Linked DNA regions of Mus musculus: region 2 is linked to region 1. The links are chromatin loops, found by intact Hi-C in ENCODE. Cell type or tissue: left cerebral cortex. All regions are shown on one strand. Each heading gives the region's core, and the rest is flanking DNA. Links, peaks and the distances in the headings are about the cores only. Region 1 holds the start of Prkar1b (protein kinase, cAMP dependent regulatory, type I beta). Region 2 overlaps Prkar1b (protein kinase, cAMP dependent regulatory, type I beta).

Region 1 (8,328 bases), core at 56-8,055:
TGGCTGTCCTGGAACTCACTCTGTAGACCAGGCTGACCTTGAACTCAGAAATATGCCTGCCTCTGCCTCCCAAGTGCTGGGATTAAAGGCATGCACCACCATGCCCGGCTGAGCAGTGTCTTTTTTTTATTTTATTTTATTATTTTTGTTTATTTTATCATATACTTGTTTTGTTTTATTATTAATTTCATTCTAGATTTGATTTTATTCGAGACAGAACCTCATGTAGCCTAGGCTGGCCTCAAACTTGCTATTGTAGGCAAACATACAATACAGACAATGCGCTGCTCCTGTTGCTACACCCCACGTGCTGGGATCACTGGTGTGTGCTGCCATGTTGGTGCATTGCTGGTGATGGGACCCTGAGCTCCTGCATGCTAGGCAAGCACGATATCAACTGAGCCCTGTTCCAAAGCAGCAAGTCCTTTTACAGCAGTTTTCCTTCACATTGGCAGGAAGAGGTGTGGGCCACCGCCAGCCCTGCCTGCTGAGAGCACAGGCCAGGTTGGTGGCCATGTGGAGACATGTGTGTCAGGAGGAGGAGGGCTGGTGAATGTGGCAAGAGGTATCAGGCAGCTGGGCAATGGGGTACCCCTGAACGATAGGGAATGTGGGCAGGTGAGTGGAGGAACAAATTCAGGGAGCTGGTCAGTGTAGATAGACGAGTGGGGAGCTGGTGAATGGAAGAACAGATTGGGGAACAGGGTGTGAGCACAGGTGAGTCAGGACAGGTGAGTGGGGGGAATACGTGGTGGACTGGAGAATATAGACAGGCCAGAAGATTGGAGATGTCTTCTCCAGCACCTTTGAGTCTCATCCTTCCTCCTGCAGCTCAGATCACTGGGAGAAGATGGACTCTGTTTCCACAGGAGCAGATGGCGCAGGACAGGATGCGTGCGTGGTGGCTAATTTTTGCTACAGGCCTCGGCTTTAGAGTGGGCAGGCACTGAATGAGACTCAGAATGACAGCTCAGACAGAGCACGGTGCCACTGTGCCCTGAGCAGAGAGAGCATCTAGGCCCGGAAGGAGCGGCGCCAGCCAGGTCGGGCTAGCTTAGGAAGAGAGGAATGGGGTGGTAGGAGGTCCGGGTGGCAGGACCTGTGTGTGTGCGGGGACGCGGGGCCTGCGCGACAGAGCTCTGGTGTGTCCCTGGCATTCAGAGACAGCTGTGGGGCGGTCCCTGGGGAGGACAGCGGTCGGTGGGCGACCCGCGCGGGCGCGGTGCGCGGGGCCTGGCGGCCGGCGGCGACGCGCAGCGGGGGCGGGCGGAGGGCGGCGCCGCTGCAGTGCGGGGACCCGCTCGCCGTCCCCGCGTCCCCGCGTCCTCGCGCAGCCTCCTCCGGCCTCGGGCACCGCGCATCTACAGGTACGCAGGCTGGGGTGGGGTCTGTGTAGGGACCCGGCCCTATCTGGAGCTGGGTGTCAGCGGGAACTGGGGTGGGGTGGGGGACTCACGGGGACACGAGGGATTTGGGGAGGGGCGCAATCAGCCCCGCGGGGCTACGCGGGTGGAGGCGGGGGTGGGGTGGGGGGAGAACTGTTGGCGTCCAAGGTGGTACCAGGCCTTTGTAAAAGCTCTCAGGACAGGGTTGGGTTGGTCCCCTGTACCCACCAGGGTCTGGAGGCGCCTTGCACTCACCACCATCTGGGGGCGTCCCCAACTCTCCTCTGGTGGGCCCAGGGTTTGGGGACCGAGTCACGGTATGTGTGTGTGTGTGTGTGATTCCCCATCCTTCTGAGGCTAGGTGTACCTCCTCGTCCTCATCCGCCATGGGGTCCCCTCAACCCCAAGGCCTCTAGGCTGGATGATTCCAATCAGTGTGGGGCGGGGCGATGACCTGGACGTTGTGACTCAACACTGCGCAGGACACTCACTAGAGCCTTCTAGAGCCTTCGGGCCTCTGTTACTGTCTTCCAAGCCCCCCACCCCCACCCCTCAGCTCACTTCCATTGTTTTCTTTACCCTCTTTGCCTTTCTCATGAAACAAGCCACCCCAATCCTTTGACAGCACCCCCCTCGCGCCCCACCCACCCGCGCTGGGGCCTTAGATCGTGACAACATCAACCTTAAAAGGGGGGAGAGTGTGGATGAAAAAAAAAATGAAGCATCATGGTTTGCATAGTGGGGGCGCCAAACACCCAACTTATTCCACCTGAAATTTCTCAGAAATGGAGAGAGAACCGTATGCAAATCATACTTGATCTCTTTCATCCCTGAAGGAACCTGTTCCGAAGTAAGGAAGGCGTTTGAGCCTTTGAGTGATGAACTAACTCATCAGAGAAAACCCTTTGACAAACGTGACTTCTGGCGTTATACACACTGGAGTTAATCATTAACAATAAACCTTACATGCTGGGAGGCCCTCTTCCACTGATGTACAGCCCTATGTTATTTTTTTAATTAAATGTTTTGTGTGCATGCGTCTCTCTCTCTCTCTCTCTCTCTCTCTCTCTCTCTCTCTCTCTCTGTGTGTGTGTGTGTGTGTGTGTGTGTGTGTGTGTGTGTGTAGAAGGCCAGTGGTTGGTCTTGGGTGCATTCCTTGACCACTTTCCACCTTATACAGTGAGGCACAGTTTCTCCCTGAACTCATAGCTCACCGATTCAGATAGTCTAGCTAGCTAGCTTGCCCCAAGGACCCTGGCTTCACTTCCCTCACCCTGGGACTGTAGGCCACCATGCCCACCTGGCATTTCTGTGGGTGCTGTGGATCTGACCTTCTGTCCTCATGCTCGGGCCTTAGATGTTTTATCTACTGAACCATCCTGTCAGTATCTCCCCTGCCCTCCCTCTTTTTAAAGGCAAAGTTTACATAGACCAGGCCAGCCTCCAACTTGTTATGTAGCAAAGGCTGGCTTTAAACTCCTTATCTTTATGTCTTTCCGTGCTGAGGAGTGCTGGGGTTATAGTTATGCATCACTGCAGAGTTCATTGGTGTTGGGCATGAAATCTGCATACTAGGCTAGTATTTTACCAACTAAGTCATATTCTCTAAACCCATTCCAGGCTTTTACTTTTTACTTTGAGACAGGTTCTCACTAAGTTGTATAGGCTGGTCCTGTTCAGGCAGACCTTGAACTCACAGTCCTCCTGTGTTCATCTTCTGAGTAGCTGGCATGACAGGCCTGTACCACCAGGCCCAGCCCACGTGTACTTTATATAGTTTATGGTAGAACAGTTTGGCTTCCCCAACACCTCCTAAAGCTGATTGTGTCATCTGTAACAGGAGCATAGAAGACATTCTGACCATGGCCTCCCCATCATGCTTCCACTCGGAGGATGAGGACTCTCTGAAAGGATGCGAGATGTACGTGCAGAAACATGGCATCCAGCAGGTGCTCAAAGAATGCATTGTGCACCTCTGTGTCGCCAAGCCGGACCGGCCACTGCGATTCCTCCGGGAGCACTTTGAGAAGTTGGAGAAGGTCAGTGCCCCTAGTATCCTTTGTAGGTGGCCTGGGCAAAGCTGCTTCAAGTCCCTCCTTGGAATTCCAAGATAGTGATGCTCCTATATCCCAGATCTGTCAGGATCATGGGAAGCAAGGCTGGGGCTGAAGCTCCATGGTAGAGCCCCTTCCTAGATTCCCCAGGCAAGGGGCTAGAGGGTGTGGCTCAGTGGTAGAGCCCCTGCCTAGAATCCCCCAGTGAGGGGCTGGGGGCCTGGCTCAGTGGTAGAGCCCCTGCCTAGAATCCCCCAGGGAGGGGCTGGGGGCGTGGCTCAGTGGTAGAGCCCCTGCCTAGAATCCCCCAGGGAGGGGCTGGGGGCGTGGCTCAGTGGAAGAGCCCCTGCCTAGAATCCCCCAGTGAGGGGCTGGGGGTGTGGCTCAGTGGTAGAGCCCCTGCCTAGAATCCCCCAGTGAGGGGCTGAGGGCGTGGCTCAGTGGTAGAGCCCTTGCCTCCAATCCCCTAGTGAGAGAGGCTGGACCCCCACCACCACCTCCCATGAATAAGGCCCTGGGCTACATTCCCAGTAATTCGATTGACTTGACACTGACTTTTCTTTATTTGGCCTTGGCTTCATCTCTGGGTCCCACACTCTCGCTTTCTATTTCTTTGAGGTTTACAGTCTTCAGAACTCTCACAGACTGGTTCAGGGATTATTTATCTGAACCTGGTTAGTGGCCACAGGACTCGCTGGCAGTTTTCATATGGACCAGATGGGGATGAAGTCTGGTTATGTGTGTATGTCTTAAGAAGATCTCACGTTGTAGTCCAGCTTCGTCTGATACCTGCCACTATCCTCCTGCTTCATTTTCTTCAGTGCTGGACCACTTTGTCTGGCTGAGGTCTAGTGATAGAAACCATCCTAAAGTCTAGTGGCCAGCCATCAGAGCCAGATTGTCAAGCCCCCAGATCCCAGTGAGAGGAGTGAAGAGCTGGCTCAGCAGTTAAGAGCATGCACTGGTTGCTTTTCCACAGCACCCGGATTTGATTCCCAACACCCACCTGGTGGATTATAATCATATGTAACTCCATTCTCACGGGATCCGGGGCCTTCTTTTGGTTTCCACAGGCACACATATATTCCCTGTGCACACACATTCACACACACACACACATTCACACAGACACACACGTACATAAAAACAAATTAAAGGCAAGCATCTGATCATGCAAGTGATGGAGGTGTGTGTAGTCCAGGTCCATGTTGATCTGCATGCTGGACTTGCAGTGTGGATGGAGGAATTTGCCCCAGACATATTTGATGGGAAGAAGCACTTTCACATGTGCTCTCTCTCTCTCACACCCTCTCTTTCTTTGTGGTACTGTCATGCTACGCAACTCAGGCTCCCCTCAAACTTACAATCCTTCTGCATCAGCGTTCAGAGTGTAAGGATTATCAGTACACTCCACCTTACCGCTCTAGCCCCACTGTTCTGAGGACACAGGTGCCCCTGACTGGCTCCTCGGTGAATGACGTCGCTCACAGTTCCCCAGCCCCTCTCCTGGGCTCCTCCTCTGCTTGGGATGGGTGGCTAGCAGGATTCCTATCAAGAGCACATGGCTTCCTCCTAGGTACCAGCTTCATCCTTACCATAGGTCCCCACCCAGAGTATTGCTGAGTGTCACCTGAGGTCATTCCCTTGTCCCAGTTGGAGACCAGATGGGGAGTCTCATCAGGCTGTGACTTGCCTTTGAGCATTTGTGAACCATCTGCTGCTAGGCACTTTTCATGGTGGCCTCCTGTAATCATAGCTCCAACTCAAAGCAACTGCTACTACTACTATTTATTACTATGTTTTTAATTTTTAAGAATTATTCTATTTTATGTTCATAATATAAATTTATTTAACATAAATATTTTGTTGATATCTATTTATTCTACTTATGAGTATTTTGCTTGCATGCATGCCTGTGTACCATGTTAGAAGAGGGCATTGGATCCCCTGGATGAACTGGAGTTATGGACAGTGGTGAGATGTGGGTGCTGGGAATCAAGCACAGGTCCTAAGCAAGAATAAGTGCTCTCAACTGCTGAACCATCTCTAGTTCATACTGTGTATTCTTGGAAACAAGGTTTTGCTATGTAGCCTAGGCTGGTCTCAGGCTTATGATCTTCCTGCCTTAGCCCCTGAGTGCTGGGAATACAGACATCACTGCCATGCCTGACTCAAAAGACCGAGCCTCGTTTTTCTCTTTAAGACACTCTTTCCATCTCAAGTGGAGGGGTGGTACTCAGTGGAAGGGTCCAGTGCTTAACTGGCATACAGCTGTGAAAATCCTTGGCTTTACCTCCAACTCTGGGAAAAAAAAACATAGTAAATAGCACTTATCGAAATATTTTAAAGTTTATTGTTATTGCTATTGTTAAGTATGTATGTGTGTGTGTGTGTGCATTTGTATGCCACATAACCAACGGTGGCTTTGTAGGCCAGAAAAGGGTGTCAAATCCCCAGGAATTGGAGTTTTAGGCATATGTGCTAGGAACAGAGCTAGGGTCCTCTGTAAAGCTGTAACTGCTCTTAACCACTTAGCCAACTTCCAAAAACACTTTTTAAAATCTCTGTCTATCTGTCTGTCTGCCTGCCTGCCTACCTACCTACCTTTCTTCCTTCCTATCTATCTATCTATCTGTCTGTCTGCCTGCCTGCCTACCTACCTACCTTTCTTCCTTCCTATCTATCTATCTATCTGTCTGTCTGCCTGCCTGCCTACCTACCTACCTTTCTTCCTTCCTATCTATCTATCTATCTATCTATCTATCTATCTATCTATCTATCTATCTATCTATCATCTCTCTATCCATCCATCCATCCATCCATATTTTTTTTTTGAGACAGGGTTTCTCTGTGTAGCCCTACTGTCCTGGAACACACTCTGTAGACCAGGCTGGCACAGAGAACCACCTGCCTCTGCCTTCCAAGTGCTGGGATTAAAGGCGTGCACCAGCACTGCCTGGCTTAAAATATATTTTTTTAATTGTCATCTAATTAATTTATATCATATGTTCACGTGTACCTATGCACACAGGTACCGATGACGTGTGCACCCGTGTGTGGGGGTCGGGGGTCAGGGGTCAGTGTTGGGTGTCTTCCCTAATCCCTTTCCACTTTATTGCTTCATGATAGGGTTCCTTATTGAACCTAGAGCTCACCCATTCAGCTAGGCTGGCTGGCTCTTGAGTTCCAGGGAGTCGATTGCTTTTCCTCCTTAGTGCTGGGATTACAAATGTGCCCAAGACCTACACTCAGGCCCTCAAGCTCCAGCTGTAAGCACCTTACTAACTGAGCCATCCTCTCAGCACCCCCAAAATATTGAAAAGGAATTCATAAGCCTGGCTTGGTGGTACATGCCTGTCATCCCTGCACTCAGGAGGCTGAGCAGGAGGATCAAAACCTTAAGGTTAGCCTGGGCTATATAGGGAGACCCTGTCACGAAAATAGAACTCAAAGCAAAACAAAAACAAATCAAAGCATCCATCCCTATAAAAGAAAATCTCGTTTGTTTGTTTGTTTGTTTGTTTTTGAGACTGGGTTTCTCTGAGTAGCCCTGGCTGTCCTGGAACTCCCTCTGTAGACCAGGCTAGCTTCGAACTCAGGGATCTGCCTGCCTCTGATTCCTGAGTTCTGGGCTTAAAGGTGTGTGCCACAATGCCCAGCAGTGCCCAGCTTTTTACATAGGTAGGGATTCAAACTCAGGACCCAGTGCTTGCGAAGCTAACCCTCTTGCCAGCTGAGCCACCCTCCCTCCACACCCCTTCCCTGCTGGGTGTGCTGTTTAAACAATCTTTAGCTGGGTGTGGCCATGCGACAGTGGCAGTTTTATATTTTACATGTTTCTCTACTTGTCATTTGTTCTGCGGGGACATCCTTTCCAATGATTGCTCAGTGCGTAATGGGTCAGCATTCCGTGTGTGTGTGCGTGTGCGTGTGCGTGTGCGTGTGTGTGTGTGTGTGTGTGTGTGTGTGTGTGTGTGTGTGTGAGTGTGTGAGTGTGTGAGTGTGTGAGTATATATGGATGTGTGCCTGTGCAGGGGGGAGGGCAGCTACGTCTAAGATAGAGAGAAACGTGACTGCATGAAGGTTTAGTGCTCAGCCAGCTTTCTCTACTCTTCCTGTCTGGTTTTTGTTTTTGTTTTCGGTGGGGATACAGTTCTCACTATGTAGTTCTAGCTGGCCTGGAACCCCACTATGTAGACCAGGCTGAACTTGCAGATATATTATTTCTCTGCTTCTTGAGTATTGGGATTAACGGTTTATACCACCAAGTCACCTGGCTTCTCTGTTGATCTTAGCCAGTGGTTCTCAACCCGTGGGTTAAGACATCTTGTTGGGGAGGTTGAATGAGTCTTTCACAGTGCTCACCTAAGATCATCAGAAAACACAGATATTTACATTATGATTCATAACAGTAGCAAAATTACAGTTATGAAGTAGCAACAAAAATAATTTGATGGTTGGGGGGGTCACAACAACATGAGGAGGTGTATTAAAGGGTCATGACATTAGAAAGACTGAGAACCACTGCTCTAATCCCAGACTACGGCCCCACCCACAGTGGGCGTGCCCGTCCTCCCTGCCCATCCCCTCCAACCCACCCCTCCAGCCCAAATTAGGGAAATCAAGACAGTTCCCCAGAGACACACCCACAGGTCAACCTGATCTGGACAATCCCTCACTGAGACTTTTGAGACTTTCCAGATGATTCTTTGAGAAATTAAAAACTACCAACACATGTAGGTTCATGGCAGCACTGGGTTGCCAGGTTTGCACACAGAGGACAGTGTTGAATCCCCTGGAGCTGAAGTTACAGGCAGTTGTGAGCCCCTTGATACGGGTGCTGGGAACTAATTTCTGGTCCTCCGGAAGAGCCTCCAGGGAGGCCATCT
Region 2 (8,328 bases), core at 156-8,155, 51 kb after region 1:
TTGGGGATAGTGCCACCCATGGTGGACTGGGTTAAGACAGTTCCCTACAGATGTGCCCACAGGCCAATCTAATTCAGCTGATCCTCTTGCTGCTCTTCTCAGGTGATTATAGATTACGGCAAGTTGCCAGTGACTCAACACTCACCAGCACAGTGATATTCACTACGGCATGCTACACAGCCTCTTCTCTGCTTTTTTTTTTTTTTTTTTTTCAAGACAGGGTTTCTCTGTACAGCCCTGGCTGTTCCTGGAACTCACTTTGTAGACCAGGCTGGCCTCGAACTCAGAAATCCCCCTACCTCTGCCTCCCGAGTGCTGGGATTAAAGGCGTGAGGCACCACGCCCGGCTCTTCTCTGCTATCTTAAGTGTATGCATAGTGTGTGTGTTTATGTGTCTCCCTGTGCTTGAGTGCATATTAGAGGCCGGAGGTCAACAGCGTGTGTGTCTTAGTTACTTTCCTGTGGCTGTGACAAAACATCATGCATGGCTCAGGCAACTTTAAGAAGGAAGAGTTTATTTGGGATTATGGTTCCAGAGGGATAAGAGCTCACGATAGCATCAAGCGGCAACTATGGTGTCAGGAACAGGAAGCTGAGAGCTCACATCCTTGACTGAAAGCACAGAGCAGAGAGAGTGAACTAGAAGTAGACTGGCTGTGGACTCTCCAAGCCTGGCCCCAGGATGTACTTCTTCCTGCAAGGCAGAACCAGTAGAAATGGCACCACCCACTGGGAGCCAAGCATTCAAATACATGCACTTATGGGGGACATTTATCATTTAAACCGTTACAGGGGATCTTTCCCTGTCACCCACCACCTTAGTTTTTGAGTCAGAGTTTCTTACTGCAGGGAGAGCTCACCCAGTAGTGTGGCCAGTGTGGCCAGTGAGTCGATGCATACTACCACACCCAGATGATAGGTGGGTGCTAGAGGTTACAGTGAAGGTCGTTTGTGTTTGCTTCGGTTACCATTGACTGAGCTATCTCCTTGTCCCATCTAACAGATCAGAAAACTGAGGTTTGCTCAGATGCCCTGCTGGTATGCATCAGAGCTGAGGCCAGGCATCTGCTTCTGGGCTGGCCTTGGTGTTCCATGCATCTCCACGGTTGGCTAACAAGGGGTAGTGTTGAGCATCTTTTTGGGATCTGCCTGCTACTGGTTTCTGTCACAGAGCCCTGTGCAACAAGTAGTAGGTCCCACAGAATTCTATTGTTTCACAGTTGGTTCGGAGGAGACGTGTGCAATGCCAGAGGGCCCGAGGAGGTCAGGAAAAGGGCTTAGCTTCCTGTGCAGGAAGGAGCAAGGGCACATGGGAAAGTGGCCTTTGTTTCAAAATGGATCCCTTCATTTCAGGTGGAAGTTTCACTACTGTCACCTGAGATCTGGAGCCATATAGAAAGCGAAGTGGCGTTTCCCAAAGTGTTCTGCAAGCCTGGGAATCCCCTGTTTCTTACCACAGATAAGAATTTCTCCTCAGGCCCGGGGAGATGACTCATCTGGTAAAGTGCTTGCCTCGCAAGCCTGAGGACCTGAGTTCAATTCCCAGAACCCACATGAAAAGCCGAGCATGGTACAACATGTTTGTAATTTCAAAGCTGGGGAGGCCGATGTCAGAGACTCTGATGTCAGAAACTCTGAGGCCAGCCAGACTAGCCTAATGGAGAATTCCTGGTCAGTCACAGACTGTCTCAAAGTACAAGTTGGAAAGCTTCTAAGGATGCTTAGAAGTCAAGATGGTCTTTTGGTTTCCATACTCATGCATATCCCTGCATGCATGCACCTGCACACACATGAACATGAACACATGTGAACACACACAAACATTAAAAAAATGCTCCAGAAAATCAGCTTCCAGACACAACTGGAGGGTGGGAGCTCCTGACCTGGTGACACAGGTTGCCACAGAGGACCTGAGCCATGGAGCATGGGCAGGTGCTTCCTGGGAGAGCTGGCCTATCAGGAAGGAGCACTGGGCACAGGGGGAACTTCTGGGAGGGAAGAAGACAGCCAGTGGATTTGTCTGGAAGCCAGCCTCTGTGCTGTTGTGCAGCTGGGTGGGTGGTCTCCACAGTTAACAGGAGTTGTCTGTCTGCAGGAAGGTGCTGCTGGCGGGTGTCTGCCAGAACGCAAGGATGTTTAAAGCAATGAGTTTTAATTAGGCAGCCGATACACATGGTGTAGATGTATAAACAGACCCAGCCAGCACCTGCTCCCTCAACATGCCATGTGCACATGAGGGCCACTCCCAAGATGCTATCCTGCGCTCTCTCTTGCCTTCAGCTTTACAGCCCATCTCCACCGTGGCTCCCCACCATGGCACTGAAGCACAAGCACACTCTTCCCAAGGCTGTGTAAGACTCTGGGAGAGCCAGGAGGGCAACCTGGGTGGTCCCTGCTGTGTTCCCTGCTGTGGGGCTGCGGTGGTGTTGTGGCTGCGGCAACACTCACTGCTATGATCTCTAGCTTTCCTGTTGCTGTCTTTTCCTCTCTCCTCAGCGGGGTTTATATGTAAGGCCAAGAGGGACCCTGATTTTTTAGGGCCATGGGCTGGCTTCTGTCCAAGTCCACACAGGTCCTGGCACTGGGCTGGCCGGAGTGGTTTTGGACCAGTGGCCACCTGGTTTGGGGTGTAGCCTTTTACTTGTAAAGGGAGCCCTAGGCCAAAGATGAACTATGTGTAGTTTGCAATCCTGGTCCATCTGGACCCACAGGTGTTCCCAGCAAGCAACTGGGAATCAGTCACTGTCCACTGTGTGTAACCAGGAGATAAAACTGGGTCAGTGACTTGTTTCTACCTCCTTTGGACAGTTGTCATGTTGAGTCACCTCCTTCCAGGCAGTGTAGATGTCGCCCTGGGCCTATGTGCCAGTGAGTTTATGAGTTGTCTCTGTTCATCGATCTGGGGTGAGGGAGCCTCTGTCCCAAAGAGCTCCATGCGGTCGCACTTGGGGGCTGGGCCCTGGTTCTTCCACACAAAGCCTTGGCATCAGGCCAGGGGATGGGTGGGAGGCCTCCGGGTTTCTCCAGTCCCAGCCTCACACCATCAGCCTTTACAGTCGGCATGTGCTCACCCAGGCAAGGGGCCAGACTGACAACAACCAGGTGGGTCTGAGTTTGCTCCGGTTCTCTGACACCTGGAGCCTCAGAACCTCATGGCTGTGGGTACAAGCCCTTTAGCTGTCCACAGGCCTCAGTTGCATACTTAACTTGGTGCCCTGTTGATGACCTCAGTGGGCCAAATCTTCATCTGCCACCCACCAAGACCCTTTGCTTTCTGTGTACTATAGACAGGTCGCTTCTCACAACCAGATTTCCTTAATGGAGTTGTCTCTACTGACAGGGGTCACCCTCACAGAATGGGCCTCCTATGCCAACTGTGGCCTCTACTACAGACGGGGATCTGTTGTGTAGTCTGAGTCTCCCCACCGCTGACTGGACTCTCTTCCATAGACCATGGTCTTTTCTGCTGTCTGGAGTCTCCCAGCTGGTTGGTCTTTTGCGCTACTCACCTATTGGGAGCCCGGATCACCTTCTCCCTATCTGGTCTCCTCGCTTTCAGTAGCACCTGCCAAGGGATGCAGAGAACAGCAAGCTCTCGCCCTGGCCACACGGGTCTCAGATGACCTGGTCGGCAGGTGGATCATCTGTTGACTCTTTCAAGCCCAGGCTGGCACTTTGAAACAGCCTGGGAGCCACTGAGTAGTTTTGCAGCCACAGGAACAAAGCACGTGTCCAGTGCTTCGTGCCAGCTAGCTGTTACCACAGCTGCAGCTGTACCTTCCCAGCCACCGCACTGGAGCTGGGTCTGGCAGCCATTATGGTCCGGCTGCTGAGGCCCTGTGACAGGTTTGAAGTCTATAATGTACTTGGAGGCTGTCCTCTACCCTGGTTACTGGTGACAGCCAGAGAGGGCAGCTGGGTTAGGAACACCATGAGATCTCTGGCATCTCATTAGATGTAGATGCCCCTGCCTGCTGTGACCACAGGGTGACACTTTGCTGCAGCAACTATAATTGTGGTGACCACAGGGCCTGGGGCTTGCAGGCCATCATTTCTCTTGAATTGGTAACGGGTACACCTGTCACGGGCTGCAGAAGGCAAGCAAGCTTCCAGCGCCCTGCTCACGGGAGCTCAGATCAGCCACTGGGGAGTTTGGATGATGGTGATGGAGTTTGGATCTGTCTGGTCCTTGGGAAGGGGGAGGGAGGGGGGAATGAGTCTTAGTGAGAGGTGGCCAGGACAAGTGTGCCCCTTCAGGAGGACTGTCCTGTTTTATAGCTAAAGATCTGGTACAGAGCCAGAATCAGCTTTGTCCCAGTCGTTAGCCAGCTGATAGAGAAGCCAGAGGCACTTGAACCCGACTTTAGCCTGAGGCGCTGTGGTGTCCGGTGCACTTGGCTGGCACCGGCAGCCCCAGGGTTTACTTTCTCTCTTTTGGCCCGGAATGGCTGCCAAGCCCCACCCCCACCCCCCACATCTCCAGGCAGCCTCATCAGAACTCAGCCAGCTGGTTCCTTTCTTTCCTCCAAGACTGATGTCCTGGAAGAAAGATTCTTAGGAGGTGACCTCTATCGGTCCCTAGAGGCTGGCTTGCTGGTGGCCTCCCACCTTGCTGACCACGTGGGACCTCCCCCGGCCCCCCCCCCCCCCCGCTTGGCTCTGTACATGGTCTGTGGTGAGAGGGAGCAATGAGATTTCCAGCCCCAGTAGGGCTCCAGTGTGTGGGATGCTGGACTCGGTACCTTTGACACTGCCACCATCTCTGGTGGACCAAATGTTAGATAGAGTCCAGATACTGCTTCTGGGGCTTTCTGAGTCAAGATGCCATGTGGCTCAAACTACCATTCATAAAATATGGGACCAGTGATGGGGCCCGTGGTGTTTTTGATGAATGAATGAATGAATGAATGAGTGAGTGAATGATGACTGGAAAGGCACGCCCTCTTTGGTTTCTACCATTGTTTTGCTAGTGAGTTTACATGGTGGGAAATATGAATGTTCAGGACATTCATCCAACACAGTGCCTGGCACACATCAGGCTCCCTGAACAGATCTCCAGGGTTGGGTACGGGTTGGGTAGGGCTCCCTCTGGTGGTTGAACTTGAATTTCCACCTGCTTTTCCCTTTCCTACACTGGAGCCTGCAGGGCTGACTTGAGTCAAGGGCTCTACCTCTGAGCCACACCCCAGCCCCTCACTGGGGGATTCTAGGCAGGGGCTCTACTACTGAGCCACGCCCCCAGCCCCTCACTGGGGGATTCTAGTCAGGGGCTCTACAACTGAGCCACACCCCAGCCCCTCACTGGGGGATTCTAGGCAGGGGCTCTACCACTGAGCCACACCCCCAGCCCTTCACTGGGGGATTCTAGGCAGGGGCTCTACCATTGAGCCACACCCCCAGCCCCTCACTGGGGGACCTGGGTAAGCATGCTACTGTTGCACTATCTCCTCAGCTCTCTTTTTATTTTGAATTTTGAGATAGACTCTCTAAGTTGCCCAGGGAGACCATAAACTCACTCTGTGCCTCAGGCTGGCCTGAACTTACAGTCCATCTGCCTCTGTCTCTTGAGCCGCTTTATAACCAAACCCTTTCTTTCTTGGTTGCTTTGGATTTGTTTTGTTCTTGCCGTCGCTCCCCAAGGCTACCGACTCCAGGTCTTTCCTATTACACACTGTAGATGTCCTTCCATGTGCAGATTCTCTTGTGCCTCACACGCTTGACAAAGTCTTACTTTAGCTGGGAGGTGGTAGCATAATGCCTCTAAATCTATGAGTTCAAGGCCGTCCTGGTCACAGAGTAAGTTCCAGGACAGCCAGGACTACCTGGAGAAGTTCTATCTTATCCCCTGTTCCCCAAACGTTGCCTTTTATTTTTTCGTTTGGTTTCTAGTTATTTTCATGTCACCTAGATTCTCTTCCTCCCCCCTTCTCTTCCTCCTAGTTTTTGACTTATTGAGATGCGGTCTCATTTTGTAGCCCAGGATGTCCCAAAAATCACGATATACCCAGGACTAGCTTTGCTCTCACCACAATCTTCCTACTTCAGACTTACAGATGAGCATCACCAGGCCCAGTTTTGGTGCCTCCTCCCTGACCCTGTGCTGTTTAGAAGTGCCAGCACTTCCAGAATGCTGGGTTTTTCCCAGGCTTCTAATTTCCATTTTACCTCGGCGGTGACCTAACGGTGCCCACGGCATGCTTTGCTGCCCGAGTTTACTCAGGTGTGTTTTATGGCCCGGGATGTGGCCTTGACTGTTTCATGGGAGCTGCCTGCCCCTCTGCTGTGTGAAGATATACTCCATAAATGTCTATTAGCTGATTGGCAGGCAGCACGGCCCTACTCACCTGTGTCCTCCTCAGCTCCTGGCAGGCCTTAGCTGGTTTTTCCAGTATTATCAACCACCACAGGGCACTGCTTGTCTGTATTTCTGTCAGATTTCACTTAGCAGTCCAGTGTGTGTGTGTGTGTGCACAAATGTACACACACACAAGTGCACACACACAAATGCACACACACAAGTGCGCGCGCGTACACACACACACACACACACACACACACACACACGCAGAGGCCAAAAGACAACTTCAGATGTTGTTCCTCAGGCTGTCCACCTTGAGTTTTGAGACAGGGTCTCTCAGTGGACTGGAACTCACAAGTAGGTATAGAAGAGCTGGCCAGAGAGTTTCACAGATCTGGCTGTTTCTGCCTCCCTACCACTGGGCATGCTCCACCAAACCCAGATTTTTTTTATTTATTTTTTAATATTGGAAGATTGATTCTGGGTTTGAACTTAGGCAAAGCATCTCTTTGGAAGGTCGTTGTTGCAGCCAAGACAGGTATCATATTCTGAGTGCATCATGGGAATCTCTCATAATGAAGTCAGAGCCCTCATGAGCCAATCACCTCTGTGACAAGCTTTTCTAGGCAAACATTGAATCCACACCATAAATGAGTGTTTTAAGTTATCATGACTATATTAGCACCACGACAGAAGCAAGCTCCCTTGCTCCTGAGGATAAAGGTTACTGGTTTAAAGTTCGTCTTCAGCCTCCTCAATGTGCCTGTGCAAATTCAGAAGGTCAGATGGGCTGGGTCATTTGTGGATATTGTGACCATTCATAGCTAGCATGTAGACTGGTGATTCTGAGTGGAAGCCACATTGACAAAGAAGTATATCCAACCCCCCACCTCCTAAAGCCTAGATCCACAGTGGACACTCAGGCCCGTGTCTCTTACAACCCCATTAATGCATCTCCACCCTGAATCTTGGAACTTCACAGTCTGGGTGCCAGAGCTGGCCACCTGGCCCGGAACAATGTGAAGAGATCCAACTGGGCTTATGGGCAGCCTTCCGGGAGCAGGCAGCCTTGCCCCACACCACAGTGCACAAACAGCCAGGGCTGACTTATTGCTGTCTCCACAGAAATATTTGGAACTAGAGTGAGCTCCCACCTAAACAGTGAGAGAACCTAAATTCAAGCTGGGACACCACATCTGTCGCCCTGGCCAGCAGCTGAAGGCCACTTGGGCTGGGATGGCCAGTGTAAGACAGACTGACGCCAAGGTGTCCAGCAGTCTGGGTGCTTCCTGTCTACATAGTATTCACTGAAAGTGCAGATCAGAATAGTAGAGAGTCCTTCTTGTTTGGGTCTTTCAGAGTGGTTGCCAAGGAAATGAGACTTCTAGCTGCCCCCTCTCGCCCTCTTCAGCCTCACCATCAGAAACATTAGTGAGAATATGTGAACGAATTTTCTGCACATAGTAGGAGCGCTTGTAAATGGCCTGTCTCCATCTCTCACATTTCCTGTCTGTTTCTGTGAATTCCACTTTCTGCAAGACAGGTATAGTGCTGCTTAGGTTCTATTCACTGGCTTGAGCCAGGGAGTGAGATCATGCCTTCACTCTGACCCCGCCCCAACCAAGGTTCAAACTTTTTTTTTCTAATCTATTTTGTAGATTGGCATGTCTCAGCCCCTCCCTGGGGGATTCTAGGCAGGGGCTCTCCCACTGAGCCACGCCCCCAGCACCTCACTGGGGGATTCTAGGCAGGGGCTCTACCACTGAGTCATGCCCCCAGCCCCTCCCTGGGGGATTCTAGGCAGGGGCTCTACCACTGAGCCACGCCCCCAGCCCCTCCCTGGGGGATTCTAGGCAGGGGCTCTACCACTGAGCCACACCCCCAGCCCCTCACTGGGGGATTCTAGGCAGGGGCTCTATGATTGAATCATCTTTTCAGCACTCTTTTTACTTATTTTGAGTCAAAATCTCAGTAATTCACTCTGCTGGCCTTTAACTTACTCTATGGATCTGACAGTCATTGAACTCACA

Evidence for each region. A loop is a pair of places that touch in the nucleus more often than their neighbours do. Peaks named below come from ENCODE experiments on the same cell type or tissue, not always from the same donor. Only the 100,000 strongest peaks of a DNase experiment are listed, where the experiment ranks them.
Region 2: it touches region 1 in a loop (2.1-fold over the local background); 4 of 42 quality-filtered maps call a loop at or near these places.

Annotation. Positions count from the first base shown.
Region 1 is chr5:139,122,683-139,131,010 of GRCm38, reverse strand. It overlaps Prkar1b (protein kinase, cAMP dependent regulatory, type I beta), which reads left to right and starts at 1,259. Exons shown (of 11, transcript NM_008923.3): 1 at 1,259-1,367; 2 at 3,226-3,424. The coding sequence starts at 3,248. In left cerebral cortex, for the core only: no CTCF peak of the experiment used is centred there; DNase peaks (open chromatin) are centred at 934, 1,844, 2,083, 3,178 and 1 more place; H3K4me3 peaks cover 2,951 bases; H3K27ac peaks cover 2,108 bases.
Region 2 is chr5:139,072,098-139,080,425 of GRCm38, reverse strand. All of the region lies in intron 4 of Prkar1b (protein kinase, cAMP dependent regulatory, type I beta), which reads left to right. Among named protein-coding and RNA genes, the nearest start is that of Prkar1b, 53 kb to the left of the region's middle. In left cerebral cortex, for the core only: a CTCF peak has its summit at 5,086 (motif pointing left); DNase peaks (open chromatin) are centred at 2,972, 3,752 and 5,088.